2 separate regions of the Homo sapiens genome follow, and region 1 is linked to region 2. Evidence: chromatin contacts called from ENCODE Hi-C data. All regions are on one chromosome and are shown on one strand. The core of a region is the stretch at or near the end of the contact, and the rest is flanking DNA. Distances in the headings are between cores, read along the strand shown. Region 1 overlaps JMJD1C (jumonji domain containing 1C). Region 2 overlaps JMJD1C (jumonji domain containing 1C).

Region 1 (6,881 bases), core at 3,819-6,318, 200 kb before region 2:
TGCACTTGACTATTAGAGCTGCTTTCTATTAATGCCAGTAAAACAACAGAGGAAGGCCCAAGCTGATCCAATCTGGGATTTGTGGTGTTTCTAGATTGTCTTCTAGTGATATTAAAAAACATCATAAAAATTCCTGGGAAAGGAGAAATAATTGAAAAACTAAGCATTTAAAGTTACTCTAAGTATGCAAAATAAATTTAATTGGGAGGAGTGAGATGAAAGAGATAGTAAGTGGGAAATGGAGACTGTGGGGAAAAAAAATCTAATTGATGATAGGGTGATGGAATTCCAGAGGGGCTAGAATTCCTCCTCTGGGCATAATGACCACCTGAACAGCTGCTGAAGTCTGCAGAGTTCTTTAACTCAAGCACTGTGCCTCTATTGATAACTTGGTAGCATAGTAAAGTAAACATTCTCTTTCTTTAATCATTAGGCTGTTGGTTCCTCTGGAGGATGAACATAGTGGATGCCTCACATTTTCAGCATTTCTGTACAGTCTCACTGGCTCTTCATAATGTGTCTGTAGAACAGATGCTCTATTTCACAGAGCAGGAAACTATGGATGAGATGTTCAGCGCCTGTCCCAAGACAAATCAGCCAATAAATGGCAAGTCAACAGGAGCCCAACTCCTGCGGTGTCTTGTCTAACAGATGCTTTACAGTCCTGCTTATTAACTCTCATACCAGCATACAGAGTCTCCAAATGCCCTCTCTCCTTATGTCTTTCATTTATCTGAACTTAAGGAGAGTAAGTCTTTCCAAAGTTTTAGCATGAAAGAACTTTTGGTATATCTAGCTCTAGCATGTCCTAAAATCATTTGTAGCTCCAAAATGTATACTTGGTTCTTTTTTTATATAATTTATTGATATTCTCACTTTGTTCATCCATCGTTTTCCTGATTTCTGCTGGCTCTTTGAGCATATTTAAGACAGTTGTCTAGTAGTAAGTCCAATGTCTGGGCTTCCCGGGGAAGGTTTTTGCCAATTTATTTTCTCCCTTTGAATGGGCCATACTTTCCTCTTTCTGTGTATGCCTTATACCTTTCTGTTGAAAACTGGGCATCTGAACATTACAATGGGTAATCATATTCTCTCCCTGCCTCAGGGTTTGCTGTTGTTGATTCCTGAGGGCTCCAGTCATCCATTTGTTTAGTGACTTTTCCAAACTGTTTTTGCAAAGGCAGTATTCCTTGTTGGGTGTGGTCACTGAAGTCTCTGTTCCACTATCTCACTGGTCAGCCAGTTACCTAACAGAGATTTCCTTAAATGCCAAAAATCAGCTGCCCTTTTCTTCATTAAGCAGTCTCTTGGTTGCTGTTGTAAGTTTTCAATTAGATTCCAGAGTTCTGAAAAAGTTCATTCTGTCAGTCTTTGCCAGCTTATGGTTGTTTTAAAATGACTTTTAGAACAGTAACCTTTATTAGTGCTTACAAGATGCTATTAGGTTTCCTAATGACCCCTACCTGATATATTTTGGATAAAGGCTTGAGGGTTACTTTGAAGAGCCAAGGTTCAGTTTTAAAGCAGAACACAACTCAGCTTCTCATTCTGATTATCCCTTTTCTTTGCCACATTTGACTCATTTATATTTCACTTCCTTGACATTGTCTTATTCATACTTGCCTAAAAGCATCAGTTATAATTATAAATAGGTAATGTTAAGAAAATATAATTTGTATTCATAGTAGGAAGGTTATTATATTGACACTGTGATTGCTATTTACTCAGTTATTTGTGAGAACTTAGTGTGGAAAGATTTTGCCAAGAAGTCCTTTTGGTCATATAAATACAGAGAATTACAACTTTACAATTTTCTAAACTCATGATAAATGACCAAACACAATCAAAGTTAGTATTTTTCGACAAATTTTACTAAAGATTATGTGTTAACTTAAAAAAAAAACAACTGTTGCTGTTTTTAAGTAAAGGCCACTCTAAACCTCAGAATACTACAGCTGAGACAAAAATCCTGGAGGTCAGGGTCATTGCTCTGTGGAGGGATGTACAGGAGTTTCACAGACTGAGTCCCAGTTACCAAGGTAAGATTTGTAAGTCTCCAATTCTAGAATAGTTCTTAGCATATAAAGAGGGCTGTGGCTATGCTGCTTTCCCTCAGCTTGCTAAGATTATATATCTCAGCTTCCTTGAACAGACAGCCCACTCTTCTCAGTTTGGCTCTGGCAATGGTCATTGCTGACGGGCCAAAGAACAGAATGTTGTTTCTTCCCTAGCACTGCTGGCCCTTGTCATGCAGAATCACTTGGTTGAAAATTTTTTGATAGGTGCCTTGGGTTTGCATGAGATTCCTATTTGTGTGGTTTCCAAAGTGTGGTCCCTGAACAGTAAAATCAGCATTTCCTGGAAACTTGTCAGAAATCTATAGTTTCAGGTCCCTCCCCAGACCCATTGAAATCAGAAACTCTGGTGGTGGGGTACAGCAATCTGCTTTATCAAGCCCTCCATGAAATTCTAACATATGCTGAAGTGTCAGAATACTGATTTAGAGTCTGATTATTCTGAGGGCCACCTATAGCCTACTGGAAGTGTTGAAGTCATTAACAGTTTTCAGAACTTCTAAGACCTAAACAGGTTGTAAGTAATAATGCATCTCAAATCCAGGTTAATATTGTAAACACTTATTACTTCCCTTGAATTTTCTCTTAAAACTGCATTGCCACCAATTGTGAATTACGGACAACATCCTTTCAACAGAGTATAAAGAGCTGTGTTGTTGTCATTACACCCCACAGGAGAGGAAAGGTAGCAATTCCCTTTTGTACAGCTGGCAATTTCTGTGCCAAAATATGTAGCAAAGAAGTTAGATCTTGTTTTGGATCACTCAGCAATTTAGTGGCAGAGCTCAGAATATAATTTGTCAGTCTAGGTCATATATGCTGCCTTGGTGTATTTAGATATAACATTTTTTATAGATGTAATCTTGTTTCTATAATCTATGTGAATTTTCTAACTATCTCAAAGAAAATGTGTATAGACATAAAGTGGATTCCAACCTAAGTAAACTTTTGGAAGTAGCCAGAGAAAGCACATATAGGAAGAAGTAAACATTTACATGTTTTACAAAAAGCCCAATACATATAAATTATAGAAAGCCATAAATTTGTTTTCCTCTACCCTTGTGCAAAAACATGTTGTTACTGAGAACGTATTTTCTGGCCTTCAGAATAGAGACTTATTAATAATACAAACATTAAGTGCATTATTCTAGGCATGGGAAGAGAGCAATGGAAAAGATAAATCTCTTACTTCATCATGCTTACGTTCCAGTGGGGGTTAAAAGACAAGCAAAGTGAGTAAATTATAAAGCATATTTTAAGGTGACAACTGAAATGGAGGAAAATAAAGCAGGAAAGACGACAGAAAGTTGGGGGACACAATTTACAGCTTTAAACTAGACCTCACCAAGAAGGTGAAATTTGAATGAAGCCTAAAAAAGTGTAAAGAAGCAAGTCTTACAGATACCTGACAGAAAAACGATTCCAAGCAAAAAAGATTAAGAAGCACAAAAACCCTGGGGGAGGGGGGAAACATACTTGGTGTGTGTGAAAGAAGCAAAGAGGGCAGGATGGCTAGAGAGGAACTAGGAGAGCCATACGAGATGAAGGCAGTGAGACAGAGGGGGAAGTGTGGATATGTAAACCAACCTAACTTTTTAACAAGGTCACTTTGAGCCTACTAAAAGACCACTGTTCCCAAAAAAGTAGCAGCAGGGACACAAGTGTAAGCATGGAATCTCTTTGGGGTAACAATGATTGCATCTGGAAAAAAGGAACTGGGGGAAAAATGTGAGATACTGAATTTTCACCGTGAACTTTTTATACTTTTGAATTTTTCTGTTTATGTATTACATTTTCAAAAGAAAAACATTAAAAAGTAGTATTTTCAACAAATAGTACTGGAACAGCCAAATGCCCATATGCAAAAAATTGAACCTCGCTCCATACTATGCACTACATACAAAGATGAACTACATTGCATACCCAAATGTAGGACCTCAAACTATAATGGTTCTAGAAGAAAATGAGGAGAAAATCTGAGTGATCTTGGGCTAGGCAACAATTTTGTAGATACTATGAAAATACCATCCATAAAAGAGAAACTGATCAACTGGACCTCATCAAAATGGAAAAAACCAGCCAGGTGGGTTGGCTCATGCCTACAATCCCAACACTTTGGGAGGCCAAGGCAGGAAGATTGCCTGAGCTTAGGAGTTCGAGACCAGCCTGAGCAACACAGCAAGACCCCATCTCCACAAAAAATTAAAAAATCAGCTGGGCATGGTGGTGTCCATCTACAGTACTAGCTACTCAGGAGGGTGTGGTGGGGGGATCACTTGAACCCAGGAGTTTGAGATTACAGTGAGCTATGACTGTGCCACTGCACTCTAACCTGGGCAACAGAGCAAGATACTGTCTTTTAAAAAATGGAAAAATGAAAAAAAAATGCTCTTTGAAAAGAGAAGCTACAGGAAAGGAAAATGTATTTGTAAAACACATTATCAGATAAAAGACATTATCAGAAATTGGCAAAAAACACTCAAAACTCAGTAAGAAAAAAAGCAGCTAAATAGACAGAATATTTGAACACATATTTAACCAAAGTAGATATACAGATGGCAAATGAAGATATAAAAAGATGCCCAATGTTTAGTCATTAAGAAAGTACAAAGTAAAACCACCATGAGACACCACTGTACACTTACTAGAATGGTCTAAAAACAAAACTGACAGTAACAAGCACTAGTGAGGAAGCAGAGGAAATGAAACTCACATAACCCTGCACTGGGAAATGAAAATGGAACAACCAATTTAGAGAATAGTCTGGCAGTTTCTTAAATTTAATCATACATTATAGTATCACCAGGCAATCCCACCATTCAGTATTTACTTAACAGAAATAAAAATCTTTGTTCACATAAAACCATGTATATGAATGTTTATGATAGCTTTATCTATTATTGCCCCAAAGTGGAAAAAACCAAAATGTACTTCAGCTGGTGAATGTACGGATTTAAAAAATGAAAAAAATATTCATACAACTACCCAGCAATAAAAAAAGAATCAACTGATAAATACAACAATAGGAATGAATCTCAAATACATTAAGAAAAGCCAGACTTAAAGGGTACATACTGTGTGAGTCCAAATTTACAGCATACTCATAAAAGAGGAACTATAGGGACAAAAAAGCAGATTAGTTGCAGGAACTTTGGGTGGGAAGAGGCTGACTATAAAAGTGCAAGAGGATGCCGAGCATGGTGGCTCATGCCTGTAATCCCAGCACTTTGGGAGGCCAAGGCAGACAGATTACCTGAAGTCAGGAGTTCGAGACCAGCCTGACCAACGTGGAAAAACCCCATCTCTACTAAAAATACAAAATTAGACAGGCGTGGTGGTGCATGCCTGTAATCCGCAGCTACTCGGGAGGCTGAGGCAGGAGAATCGCTTGAACCCGGAAGGCAGAGGTTGCAGTGAGCCAAGATCGCGCCACTGAGCTCTAGCCTGGGCAACAAGAGCAAGACTCTGTCTCAAAAAAACAAAAAACAAAAAACAAAAAAAAAAACTGCAAGAGGGAATTTTTTCGGAGTGATGGAATTGTTCTACATTTTGATTATGTTGTTACCTAACTATGCATTTGTTGAAACTCACAGAATTATACATTAAATAAGGTAAATTTCACTATATGCAAATTATATCTCAATTTACAAAAATGACTACACTACCTAGGTTAACTTTATAAAAACTGACATTGGATAAATTCAATATGTGAATAAAGATCTTCAAGGGAATCTACTTTGTATTATCAAAGGATTATTCCTATGTACAAAAAGATTTATAATACTAGTCTCTTAAATAGGCTCTTCTTTTGAGAGCATTTACATTTGAATACAGATTAGCTATTTTCTGCTAAGAGTCTAGAAGTCAAAGAAATGGTGTATAGGGTGAATCCCAGATTAAACATGAAACATAAATAATATGACATCTCTGAAATAATCATAAGTCCATGGGAAAATATAACCACTTAATGTAAATACATTTTTTCCAGGAAATTATCATAGAGAAAAAGGTATTTATTATTATGACATTTGTATTTTACTACTGTATCATAAATGCCATTTGAGATCTAATAATGATAAATCTGACCCTGAATCTGACACATCCTAAAAGCTAAGCAATTATTATCACCTAAGTAGTATTTGTATGGAAGAGTGCCATAAATGCTAAAACAGTCAATGACTATACTTATATAAAATGTGAGAAAGTTTCCTTGGTAAACTAATATACATCAGCTACATCTCAATTACTTAGCAGTGGAAAAGGTGGAGAACCAACTGTTGAGGCAAAGCAGCTTTTGAGTTTTTTCTGGTTTCCCTGGTACACCTTGTTAATTTTAAGGGTTAACCTGGGCTGTAGTAGCCCCATTCCACCTATAGGAATCCACTGTGTACTTTTAATCCCACCCTCCATAACCACTGCATCTATTCTATGCCATTTTTCCCGGTGCTGGAAAAATTAGGTATTTTAAACTAGGTATTTATTTTAGTTTTTATGTTTTGTGGATCAACAGTTATATAAATTACATACCATCTTTCTTTAGACAGGCCCCTGATATGCTAGCATGCTGAAGAAAGGTAGGAGGTATGCTTAAAGCCTGATAAAAAGTCTGTATACTGTGTCCCCCCATGCTTTTAAGCCTCACTATTCAGAGGTATACATGTCACCAGGAGGGCTTAAAAATCAGATTTCGATCTATTAAATCGGAGACAGTATACAAATAGAAATCTGGCTCATGTTAAAACAATTTAAAATCTTAAGGAAATTATGTGAGATTTCTGCAAGCACTGAGATGTCATTCTAATAAAG
Region 2 (5,881 bases), core at 1,784-4,283:
AAACCCTAATAAGTACTAAATAACAATTCACTAAAAATACAAGTTGCTCATAAACATGAAAAAAATTCACCCTATTAAAGGAATGCAAATTGAAACAACGAAATATTATTTTCAAATATCCAATTAGCAGAGAAAGAGTAACATTCAATGCTGCATCCCCTTAGGATGTAAAACTCCTCCTGTTTTGGCCAAATATTTGTGTTTTAAAACAAGATAAACTGCAAATAAATAATTAATGCTTACAAGGGTGTGATGAGTGAGATAAAAACACCCCAACACTGACTGAGGACAATGGCAGTCAGTACAACCTTTACACAATTTGTGAAGAGTGTCAGGAGATAGATTTTTGTGGCTTTCAAGTTCATACCCTGTGATTATTAATTCTACTACTATGAATATACATTTTAAAAAATCAGAGATGCAGACAAAGGCTTGCAATGGTATTTATCCCAGTTGCTTATAATGCTCCCTAGAACTGGAAACTACAATGTCAAACATTAAGGAAATGGGTCATTATAAGATTAAATATTATGCAGCCATTAAAAATGATCCTAAATTACTACTCATGAAGAGAAATGTAGAGGATAGATGTTAGGCAAAAAAGCAGGATCTACAATTTTAATGCAGTGTTAGCTAAAACTATGTTTAAAAGAAGGCAGAGATTTTGTACTTGCTAATTTGCCAAATTCATTTATTAGTTCCAGTAGGCTTTGTTGTGAAGTCTTTATGGTTTTCTAAGTATAAGATTATATCATCTGTGAACAGACACAATTTTACTTCTTTCTTTCCAATTTAAATGCTATTTGTCTTTTTCTGGTCTAATTTCTGGACTATAACTTCAAATACTATGTTGAGTGGACATGGCAAAAGCAGGGATCCCTTGTCTTATTCTTGATCTTAGAGGAAAAGCTTTCAGTCTTTCACCATTGACTAGGATATTACCTAAGCAACAGGATATGAAATCAACACATAAAAATTGGCTTTTTTTTTTTTTTTTTTTTTGAGGCAAGGTCTTGGTTTGTCACCCAGGCTGGAGTGCCCTGGTGCAATCATAGCTCACTGCAGCCTTGAATTTCTGGGCTCAAGGGATCCTCCCACCTCAGCTTCCCAAGTAGCTAGGACTACAGGCTCACGCTGACTAGTTTCTATATAACAATAATGAATAATTTGAAAATGAAATTAACAAATAATTCCATTTGCAAGAGCATCAAAAAAGAATAAATTACCTAGAAGATGAAATAAACAAAACTACAAAACATAACTGAGCAAAATTAAAGAAAACATAAGTAAAAAGACACCCCTGTTCAAAGACTAGAAGACTTAATATTTACACGTGTGTGTGTGTGTGTGTGTGTGTGTAGTTTTAGAGACAGGGTCTCACTCTGTCACCCAGGCTTGAGTGCAATGACACAATCATGGCTCACTGCAGCCATGAACTCCTGGGCTTATGCAATCCTTCAGACTTAGCCTCTCAAGTAGCTGAGACTATAGGCGTGAGCCACCACACTCGGCTTATTTTATTTTATTTTTTTTGCAGAGAAGGGGGCTCGCTGCATTGTTCAGCCTGGTGTTGAGCTCCTGGCCTCAAGCAATCCTCTCGCCTTAGCCTCCCAAAGAGCTGGGATACAGCACCCAGCCCTTAATATTAAGATGTCTACCACCCAGATCCATCTACAGATTCAATTCAATCCCTATCAAAATCCAAGTGACCTTTTTCTGGAGAAAAAGAAAAATCTCTCCTGAAATTCATACAGAATCTCAAGGGACCCTGAATAACCAAAACTATCCTGAGAAAGAAGAAAGTTGACGGAAAAACATTTCCTGATTTCACAATGTACTACAAAGCAACAGTAATCAAAACAGTGAGCTGGTATCAGCATAAGAACATACAGACCAATGGAATGGAATAGAAAGCCCAGAAACAAACCCTTGCATATACAGTCAAAATATTTTCTGTAACAGTGTCAAGACCATTCACTGGGGCAAAGGCAGTCTTTCCAACAAATGGTGCTGGAAAAAGTGGACATCTACACGTAAAAAAAAGCTGGACCCTTACATGATATTCCAAACTTAAAATCAATTAATTCACCAAAATTTGTGATCTAAAACTATACAACTTTTAGAAGAAAACATAAGGGGAAAAGCTTCATGACATGGATTTGGCAATTTTTTTTTAATACAACAACAAAGGCATAAGCAACAAGCGGAAACAGACAAGTTGGGCTTCATCAAAATTTAAAACTTTTGTGCAGCACGGGCCACTGCTAACACAGTAAAAAGGCAACCTGTAAAATGAAAGAAAATGTTACCAAATCATGTATCTAAAAGGGGATTAATATCAAGAATACATAGAGAAATCCTAAAACTTAACACCAAAAAAAACAAATGATCCAATTCAAAAACAGGCAAAGAACTTTATGAATAGATATTTCTCAAAAGACATACAAATGGCCAAGAAGCACATGAAAAGATGCTCAACATCACATTAAGCATTAGAAAAATATAAAACAAAACCACAATGACATGCCATTTCACACCTACTGAGAAAGTAAATACCAAAAAAATGAAAGTAAATGTTGGTGAGGATGTAAAGAAACTGGAACCCTTACACAATGCTGGTGGAAATGAAAAATGGTGCAGCCACTTGGAAAACAGTATGAAAGTGCCTCAAAAAATTAAAAATGCAATTACCATCTGATCCAGCAATTCTACTCCTGGGTATATACCCAAATAGTTGAACACAGAGGCTTGGGCAGATATTTATACAGCCATGTTCATACCAGTATTATTCCCTATAGCCAAAAGCTGGAAGTGACACAACTGTCCATTAATGGGCAAATGGATGAAAAGAACGTGGTGTATAAACACAATGGAATGTTATTTTGCAATAAAAAGGAAGAAAATTGTGACACATGGTTTAACATGCATGAACCCTGAAGACATTGTCAGTGAAATGAGCCCGTTACAAAAGGACAAATACTGTATAATTACATTCATATGAGATACTCAGAGACCGAAAGTAGAATGGTGGGCCAGGAAGACGGGGGAATAAGGAACTGCTCTTTAATGAGTACAGTTTCAGTTTTGCAAGACAGAAAATGTTCTGTGTTTGGATGACAATAGTGGTAACACACAACACGAATGTACTTACTACCAATGACCCGTGTACTCAAAAACAGTTAAAATGGCAAATTTTATGTTAAGTACATTTTACCACAATTAAAAATTTTTATTAAAAAATTTAGCAGAGGGCCGGGCATGGTGACTCATGCCTGTAATCCCAGCACTTTGGGAGGCTGAGGCAGGCAGATCACAAGGTCATGAGTTCAAGACCTGCCTGGCCAATATGTTGAAAAACCCTGTCTCTACTAAAAATATGAAAATTAGCCGGGCATGATGGCAGGCACCTGTAGTCCCAGCTACTCGAGAGGCTGAGGCAGGAGAATTGCTTGAACCCGGGAGGCAGAGGTTGCAGTGAGACGAGATTGCACCACTGCACTCCAGCCTGGGCGACAGAGCAAGACTCCGTCTCAAAAAAAAAAATTTAGCTAGGCATAGTGGCACACATCTGTAGTCCTAGCTACTGGGGAGGCCAAGGTGGGAGGATCTTTTTTGAGCCCAGGAGTTCAAGGCTGCAGTGAGCTGTGATCACACCACTGCACTCCAGCCTGTGTGGAAAAGTGAGATCTTGTCTAAATAAATAAAATAAATAGTATGGCAAAAAAAAAAAAGGAACCAGAGCAATATGTTTCATAAGAAAATATATCAAAAATTATATATATTAGTATATATATAATATATATGAGTTATCTCTTAGTAATAGGACTAAAAAGATAATCCTCTATTACTTTCATACCACAGTGTTTTCCAAATTTTTCATCACTTTTTCTTTTGTATATGATAAAGTTAAAAAGAAAAGGTTGGTGATTGTTTAAGTAGGCCTAATTTCAAGGCTAAGAGGTTTTCAACAGAAACAACTTTGTAAAATTATGACAAAATTATCATTAAACAGTATTTTCCAATAAAAATTCTCTCTAAAATCAGTATTTTATGAATACAACAGAAATTCATCTCAATCTTAATTGCCTTTAAGAAAGGGCAAAAATTGGCTGGGCACGGTGGCTCAGACCTGTAATCCCAGCACTTTGGAGGGCCGAGGCGGGTGGATCACGAGGTCAGGAGATCGAGACCATCCTGGCTAACACGGTGAAACCCAGTCTCTACTGAAAATACAAAAAAATTAACCGGGCGTGGTGGCAGGCGCCTGTAGTCCCAGCTACTCCGGAGGCTGAGGCAGGAGAACTGCGTGAACCCGGGAGGCAGAGCTTGCAGTGAGCCGAGATCATGCCACTGCACTCCAGCCTGGGCAACAGAGTGAGACTCCATCTCAAAAAAACAAAAAGGCAAAGATTTTTCTAAAGCTTTATTAATTTTTTAACTCTGATACTGATGTATAGTTTTTCATATTATTGATGCTACTGCTTCGTGCTTTTGAGAATTCTCATATAAAATTCACCTATACATCTAATTATTCATAATTTCTCATAAATTGTATCCAGTTTTTGGGTTAAGGTCTATAAAATTAAAATCATGCTTTTGGGTTAAGGTCTATAAAAGTTTAAAATGGTTTAAACTTTTTATATGAACAATTCAACATACTCATTAAATATTTTTTAAAACCTACTATGGATAAAATTATCTTCTTTAGTTTGCTATGCAAAATTTTCTATTGAAACTGCAGGTCACAGACAGATATTATTTTCATCTTTCAATATTATATTTTGTTTTTAAAAATGCCACTGATTCCATTCACTCTCTTCCCTCCCTTCCTATCCTGTCTTTTTATTCATATCTCCACTGACTTCTTAAAAAAGAATAATCAAATAAACAGATCTATTAAATTTCTATTCTATACAGAAAAGCATCAGGATTAACTAAAATAGAAAATTTATATGCATTAAAATTATTAGCAAGCAGAAGCTATCCTTGTAATTAGTTAATTTGCAGGCTTAAAAAATTGAAAGGAACTACCCTAACTCATTAGTTATATCAAATACCTGCAATAATGTTTCAGCAGCTTTTAATATATTTCTTTGATAGTAACATAAGAAGAAAACTTTACAAATATTGCAAATTTGTTATATGCTAGATGTTTTGCCAGAAAACAGCAATAACAATAGTTAAATGAATGTGGCTCTTTTCCTAATACAATTTAATGACCTTGTTTACTTCCTGTTTCTTTTCTTAAATAAAACTCTTCAAAGTACCAGAGAATTTACTGAAAATTATTATATTTTCTTAAATGAAACATGTCCTGATAAGTAATTTAATCCATTACCTGAATAATTACACATTAAACATCTATCACCCACAATGATTTACTGATTAACAAACCAAGAAGAATTACTCGTTATTAAATGTTTTAATACAAAGTATGTTCCATCTCCCACTTAACAAAGTTTCATTCAGCAAAGTTGTTCCACGTGGCATACAGTCAACTATCTCTCAGGTCCCTTTAATCCAATTTATATTTTAATTTGATAGAATAAACTTATTCATTAACTACATACGCTGACAGAATACTAACAAAGAGACACCTAAAGTTGTTTTAACAAAATGAAGGCAGTGTTTTAAAATCTCTGCCAGATTCATCAGAGACTCTTCAAAAATATTAATTTATAAATCAGTAAGATGAATCTAAACTTCTATTTAATTCTTAGTCTTAAATTTTCATTTATTCTTTTTTTTTTTGTTAAGAGATGGGGTCTCACTCTGTTACTCAAGCTGGAGTGCAGCAGTGTGACAGTAACTCACATTGACTTGGATTCTTGGGCTCACGTGATCCTCCCACCTCAGCCTCCCAAGTAGCTGGGACCACAGG

What was found. A loop is a pair of places that touch in the nucleus more often than their neighbours do. Pooled maps may share reads with other maps.
Region 1: a loop to region 2 is called in a pooled map, with 11 times the contacts of the local background. The contact joins two enhancer-like sites. A Hi-C loop is called at or near these places in 4 of 37 single-sample maps with no recorded cell type and 7 of 50 pooled maps.

Annotation. Positions count from the first base shown.
Region 1 is chr10:63,169,288-63,176,168 of GRCh38, forward strand. The region is part of intron 24 of JMJD1C (jumonji domain containing 1C); the gene reads right to left. Among named protein-coding and RNA genes, the nearest start is that of NRBF2, 39 kb to the left of the region's middle. Within about 2 kb of position 5,069, at least 2 of the 41 ENCODE cell types and tissues checked have a DNase peak (open chromatin) inside an H3K27ac peak, as active enhancers do.
Region 2 is chr10:63,374,203-63,380,083 of GRCh38, forward strand. The region is part of intron 2 of JMJD1C (jumonji domain containing 1C); the gene reads right to left. Among named protein-coding and RNA genes, the nearest start is that of MIR1296, 4.1 kb to the left of the region's middle. Within about 2 kb of position 3,034, at least 3 of the 41 ENCODE cell types and tissues checked have a DNase peak (open chromatin) inside an H3K27ac peak, as active enhancers do.